Regions from separate parts of the Mus musculus genome. Here region 2 is linked to region 1. A link is a contact called in ENCODE Hi-C or POLR2A ChIA-PET data. All regions are on one chromosome and are shown on one strand. The core of a region is the stretch at or near the end of the contact, and the rest is flanking DNA. Distances in the headings are between cores, read along the strand shown. Region 1 holds the start of 3110040N11Rik (RIKEN cDNA 3110040N11 gene). Region 2 holds the start of Btbd1 (BTB (POZ) domain containing 1).

The links. Hi-C counts contacts between places; a loop is a spot of excess contacts on that map. ChIA-PET counts read pairs that join two places held with the same protein, here RNA polymerase II (POLR2A).
Region 2: a map of gastrocnemius shows a loop between it and region 1 (7-fold over the local background). The contact joins the promoter of Btbd1 here to the promoter of 3110040N11Rik in region 1. A Hi-C loop is called at or near these places in 11 of 37 maps with a recorded cell type or tissue (adrenal gland, gastrocnemius, heart and 1 more). POLR2A ChIA-PET finds 5 or more read pairs at or near these places in 2 of 5 experiments (Patski and embryonic stem cell).

Annotation. Positions count from the first base shown.
Region 1 is chr7:81,787,834-81,791,210 of GRCm38, forward strand. It overlaps 3110040N11Rik (RIKEN cDNA 3110040N11 gene), which reads right to left and starts at 1,622. Exons shown (of 5, transcript NM_026077.4): 1 at 1,522-1,622; 2 at 617-743. The coding sequence starts at 1,551.
Region 2 is chr7:81,827,644-81,831,020 of GRCm38, forward strand. It overlaps Btbd1 (BTB (POZ) domain containing 1), which reads right to left and starts at 1,788. Exons shown (of 8, transcript NM_146193.2): 1 at 1,330-1,788. The coding sequence starts at 1,748.

The DNA of each region.
Region 1 (3,377 bases), core at 372-2,871:
CAGTGTACTTAAATAAATAAATAAATAAATTCTTTAAAGAAAAAGAGAAGAAAAACTCCTAAGATAATGCAGATCAAACTTTAACTTCACACAGGAATCAGTCAGGGTTCTCAGAGTTCAGGCGTTCTCCCATTCTTTACGTTAATGATCATTAAACTAAACCAAAGAATCGCTTCTCATTAGTGTCTTTATAAACTCTTTGGAACAGGAATAACTAAGAATAGTCTAAGCTATACATAGATTTCCTAATGTGTCCTTCCTAAACATTTTATTGTTTAGAGACAGGGTCTTGTTGTAGTCTAGCTGACCTCCTGCCTCAGTTCCTAACTAAGTACTTGTGAATTATTGGCATATATGACCAGGCCCATCTACAAAATACCACATTTTTAAAAAGGAAAAGATACACAGATTCCATCTGATTTGGTATTAAATATTGTACATTTTCTTTCAAATACCTCTATATGAGACTATAGAATGTTTAGATGGAGAAGCTTCTAAACGCAGACATAAAAAATACCATTTACAGTTACAGGATAAGCTTTTAGATAACAAGGCAAAAATAAGATGAAAACGCTGCTTTATCCACATCCAAATCCCACCCAGTGCTCAGACGTACCTGTCACAGCGTTCTGTCTGGAGCCAGGTTTGGCATGAATGGCTATGGTGACAAAACCTTTAGGGTCAGTTGCTACAGGCCCTGCAGCAGGAGGTGCTGTCTCTGGTTCTTTGGTTTGGTTTTTACCCTAAAATGACACACAATTTCACAGGTAACAAAATACTTCAGTTATTTTGAGCCATCACTACCCTCACCTTCACTAAACTGGGCCTACATGCAGAAACTAGCCACCACCGTGCTCCTCCCACATCCCTTCATGATCCAACATACAGAGACAGAGAGGGGGGTGGGGTGGGGCTGTCTCTGTGTAGGTATGTGTTCTACTTAAGATCTCTTGGCTAGCTTAGGACTTGTTCCCACAGTCTACTTTATCGTTTCTATTTCTCAAGAGAAGGGGCATTTATTAGTCATCTTTATAGCCAATGCATCCTAACGCTCAAGAGTGGGTGAGGAGTCCATTGCAGAAAGAACGACGACTGGTATTTAAATGCCATCTAACAACTTAACAGAAAACAACTTCCAGGGCAGTATGCGGACAGCGGGTATGAAGAGGAATAAGGATTCAAACTCCCTGACTTCAAGGGGCTGGGATCACAGCGACAGAAAACAAAGGGATATTAGGGGAGGGAGTGCAGTCTCATTGACAGAAGGAAGCGATCAGCCACCATAGGGAGGCAGAACGCACAGCCTGCCGGGAAGTGTAACCCTCAGAGTGAGAGAGCAAAGACGGTGGTCAGCGGGTGCGCAGTGGAGCCTACTCATCCTTAGGGCGAGCTAATGTGCGACCCAGGAAGTCTCAGACCTGGACCCGAAGGGAGGTCTTCCGCCCTCCAGGCGCTGCGTCTGTTCCCCGCCAGTGTAGCCCCGTGGCCCACCCTCTCCACAACACGAGGCTTGCCACTGGCCTTGCTTGTCGCACCGGCTTTCTTAGGCATTGTGGAACCACACAGGAGTCTAACAGAGGCCAAGCACACCGACCTACAGCAAGCAGCAGCATCCCAACCACGCAGGCGCCAGCGTGGCGGAAGAGTTCTGTGCGCCTGCGCAAGTCATGGGCGGAAGCGGCAGGCGCGTCGGCCGGCACCTAAGAGTGCCACCTCGCCCCGAGATGGCACTGTTTTCCTTCCTTTGCAACCTGCCAGCCTCAGGGTGTGATCCATTGGTGAGCCATCTTTGCCAGCAGAGGGAAAATTGTCACCTATCCTTAGGGTTGGCAAGAGCAGCCAGCCTCGGTGCTCGCCTGCCCAACGCGGCACCATGGCAATTCGCACAGGGCAGTGCGCAAGGAGAGGAGATCCACTGTGGAGTTGAATACAACCGTTCGTGAAACTGAAGCAGAGGCAAATCAATGCAAGTGCTAAAGTTAGGGACTGGCCTTGTCCAATAAGGTTAGAATGTATAGATGGTATATGCCCAGAGGTAGGAAGATCTGCTACCTAAATGGGAGATGGCTTGTTACCATTTTGAGGATCTTTGGGACCTGAATAATCTGAGATGGGGAAAAGATTAACTGAAGATGCCCGAGTCTACGGCTAGCAGTTGTGGCAGTCCGAGGGGGAGTTTTCAGGGTACATTAAGTTTGAAATGATTGGAGACATCCAAGTGGAATAGTTAAGGAGCTACCTGAATACATAACCAAATTATCAGTGACCTGTGCCAGTGAGAGGGGAGTTAAGGAGGAGGACAGAGACTGTGACAAATGTCAAAGGGCGACAGCATTCAGATTCACAAACAGGTGAGACTGGAATGTGAGTGCTGAAAACAGCCACTAAAGGTTGGGATCAGAATGGGATGTCTCATTTTACTCTCCCAGAGACACCCTTTCCACATGACACGTTAAGTGGTGTGTTGTGAGAAAGTGGCTAAAGCCTAAGACTCAGGTGATTCAGGTGTTAAACCACACCACACCTTTTTTGAAATACATTACAAATAGAGGCACAAAGTGGAGCCAAAACTATACTGTAGTAATTTGATGAATTTTGAGGTGAAATCATGATGCCCTAAAAATATTTACATTACGATTCATAACAGTAGCCAAATTAGTTAGGAAGTAGCAACAAAAGTAATGTTACCGTTGGGAGTCATCACAGCATGAGGAACTGTATTAAAAGGTTGCAGCATTAGGAAGGTTGAGAACCACTGCTCTAGAGACTTGACAGTTTTTATCAGGGGAGGAACACGGATTGGTGTATTTCTGATGGTGCCTGGATGGGCAAAGGAGGGGGAAGCAATGTCCTCTAAGGAACCGTCAGCCTTCTCCACAGGTACCTCTAGAGTACCTCATCACCAGCTAGAAAGGACAGGACCCCGCCTCAGGTCAATCTGTCACACAGCCACTTGCCCCAATGGAAAGAACAGGGGTTTGTAATCCAAATGGCAGAAACCCAATGTAAAATTCTTAAGACTTGATCTTAGATTTGACAATGGAGTTAAGGGTTTGTTTGGCATGTAGGAAGGATAAATGCCGTGGTTCTCTCTCTGGCCTTCTGAATGTGAGGACAAAAGCAGAGACAGAAGGCTGAAGAAGGCAGAGCAGACCAAGAGGGCAGTAAGCGCTGTTGATAGTCTCCATTACTGTTCTGTAAACATCTTCCTTTTCAAAGTGTGTGTCCCTAAAACTTCATGTTCACCTAAAATACATTTGAAAGTGCAAATAGTACATCTTAAATTGTTGGCTAGATACTAGATCAGGAGTGTTTTTAAAAAATACTTTTTAAATTATTTAAATTATTGATATCCTATAGTAGGTACAGGTTAGTGA
Region 2 (3,377 bases), core at 538-3,037, 40 kb after region 1:
ATTTATTTCCTTGGCTCAACTTCTTTCTACATTCTCGTGAAGAATGCTGTAGACACCTTTTTCAATAATTTAATGTTTTCTAAGTGTAGAAAAAGTCTAAGGCATCCAACTATTTTTCAAAGGCTTTTTTTTACGATAATCTTTCTCGGAAAGTGTTCCTTCAGTCATCTTTTAAATTTTTTGGTGGGTCAGCACTCAGGGGGGGTAATAAGTTCGCTGAGTTCGAAGCCAGCTTGGAATACATATCGAGCCCCAAATCGGCCAAGTCTAAATAATGAGCCCAGGTCCAAGAAAATAAAAGCCAAACCCATATCTCCGCCCCCAAAAGGTGGGGCTCATGAAAAGGAGAAAGCACTTTACTGTTTTAATTTGCATTTCCTCATTTACTAATGAGGTCACACATTCCTTGGTTGTATTTTTTTCTTTTCTATTACATCTTGTCCTTTATCCATTTATTGATGGGAACTTAACATATATTTCTTGTGTGAACTTTATATTTCCCTCCATAAGCATCTTCTTGAGGAAGCTATGAGCCTCTGTGGACTCTTGTGCTCCACTGACTTGCCTGTTTACGTCAGAATTACTCAAAATCTGCTGTCTTAAAAACAACACTATACTCAAGCAGCCAACACCATCTTCGGTCCTCCGGGAGCTGGCTCGATTACCTTGGACAAGTCACTTTTCTGGGCCTCGGTCCCATTTGTAAAACTGGGGTAAAACAACAAGATATGCCTCCCTAACAGTTAGGACTGCTGTGATTAACAACGCCACAATGCCACTACCTTCCACTAAGTAGCAAACTAATCAGCTATCAATCAATCTCCTATCCTCAGATCATCGGAGAGCAAACTCGAACACTACTAGCGTGTTTTAGAATACAAAAACCGTCACCTTGACTGCAGAAACTTGAAGCAGGCCAGCCTGATACCTGCTATGGCTATTATCTTCCAGAGTCCTGACAGCAAACCGTGGAGACCCTGACAACCCCAGTCCTCTAAGACCCTTCATCCACCCGGGTCCTTAAACAAAAACGAATCCTGCAAGTGGGTAATCGGGACAGCCTATCTCGTCTTCTAGTCTGCCCACTCGATTATGAAGCCCGGGCGACAGACAATTCCGCTACTGGAATGTGACAGCACCCTTCAACGGCAAAGCGCCCGCCACCGCCGGGAATGGCGACACTGACCGACCTTCCCAAGCATCGCCTGCCTGCCGGGGAGGACCCGAGGGAGGCCGACTCGCCCAGCCCAAGGTCACTCGGGAGTCGACGCAGGCCGGGCTGGGTGCCGCCACCCTCCAGGCCGCCGGCTCCGCGCGCCCGCCGCTCACCTCAGCAGCGCCAGGAAGGCGGCGGGCTCCACGTCCGGCAGCTCGATCTCGGCCGACGTCGTGGCCATGCCGCCGTTGAACATGGCGTCGAAGACCGCGCTGCCGGCCGCCAGCACGAAGCGGTGGGCGGGGATGCGCTGCGGGCCCCCGGCGGCCGCCGCGCCTCGGCCCTTGCCCAGCACGAAACGCACATCGCTCAGCAGCTCCGAGTTGAAGAGGAAGGCGAAGCGCTCCTTGAGCGACGCCTTGGTGGCCTGCCAGTTGTACAGCGGCTCGCGCTGCAGGGGCAGCAGCGGCCCGAGAGCGGACGGCGAGGGAGCCGGTGGCGGCGGCGGAGGCGGCGGCGGGGCCGGAGGGCCGGGCTCCGCCTCAGCTCCGGTCGCCGGCTCCCCGGCCGCGGCTGACCCGAGCGAGGCCATCCTCCTGCTGCGCGGCTCCGCTCAAGCTGCGAGCACCCGGCGCGCCGCCGCCATGGTCGAGCCGCCCCGAGGCCGGCACCGCCCCCCTGCCTTCCGGGAAAGGCGCTTCCGGCCGCGCGCGCCCGCCCTCCCGCGGGGCCGCGTTGCTGAGGCGGGAGGCGCGCGGCCGCGAGAGGGTTGAGGGGCGTGCGGGCGCGCCGCGCTGATTCCTCAGGCCGCCTCCCGCTCCTCCCTTCAGGCTCGCCTCGCTCCCACCCGCGTCACCCTGCGAGGACGCCGCCTCAGCCCGCTTGGTGGATGAGCTGGACGTGGAAGGACCTCGAGGGCACGGCAAGGGAGTCTGTAGAGGAGAGACAGACACCCTGCTATTCTAAAGGCGGGATGGTGGCCCTGTCACAGCCCGGATGGCTGCATCACCCTTGGAAACCCCAGGCGGAGCTGAGAGGCTAGGAAGTCCACTGATCCCTCTCCCCGTCCGCAGTCTCTTTCTTACCCCTTCTGACTGTCGAGGCTCCACTCCGCCCTGTGAGAGAGTTCCTCTGCCATTTCCATGTCTAAGATTGAGGGCCTTCTTGCTCAACTCTCCTAGGCCTTGCTTTTGGTTCCAGTGCAGAAAAGCACTGGAACCACACCACCTTATGAGCCCTAGGATTTGAGTTGAGATTGGCTCATGCCTGTAATCCCAGTAAAATGGAAGGTTGAGGCAGGAACATGGCTGCAACTGGGAACCCAGCCTGGGTAGCAAATGAAGACCCACACACACACGCACGCACACACACACACACACACACACACACACACACACACACACACGTCTTAACTCCTTTCCCCTCAAAAACAAATGGGAAGGGTGCTGCCAGCTACATATCTTTGGGGGCAGTGTTCCTGTGTGGTTGTCATTATGTGGGAGCCTTTCTTGAACCCTGCAGCAATAAATAGATCCTAAGATAAGGCACTTGTTATAGGCAGAAGGAAAAGACCCAGAAAATGATTCTTTACGACACGAGAATAACTGGGGGGGGAGGGGGGGAACCTTCCGGCTTACAGATGTCAAGCAATCTAAGAGTCCTACGCTCCGAGTTTATAGTGGAATTGGACAAGAAATTTAAGCTGATTCTTTGAAAACAAAAGCAAGATACCAGAACCTTTCCCCTACCCCCATATTTTAATCTCTATTTTTAGGAATATTAAAAAACTCCGAAAAAGCTCTACTATTAATTTTGAAATATATACAATTCAATTCTCTGTTATGGGACTTTAGAAATAGAGTTGCAGTTGCCACCAAGCCTGATGACCCGAGTTTAATCCCAAGCACCTACAAGGTAGAGGGAGAGAACTAACTCCTGCAAGTTATCCTTTGACCTCTTGATGTCTAGTGTGACATCCCATAAAAATGGAATGTAATTTTAAAACATGGCTGGGTGTGATGATGCATACCTTTGAACCTGTGTCACAGGGGTTCACTTAGCTCTGTGAATTCCAGACCAGCCAGGGAGACCCTGTTCCAAAAATACTAAGTAAATAAAAATACCCTACAGGGCCAGAGAGATGGCTCAGCAGGTAAAGGTACTTTCTGCTAAGACTAAAGAACTGAATTTCATCCTGAGAGAGACCGATTGGCTGTCCTCT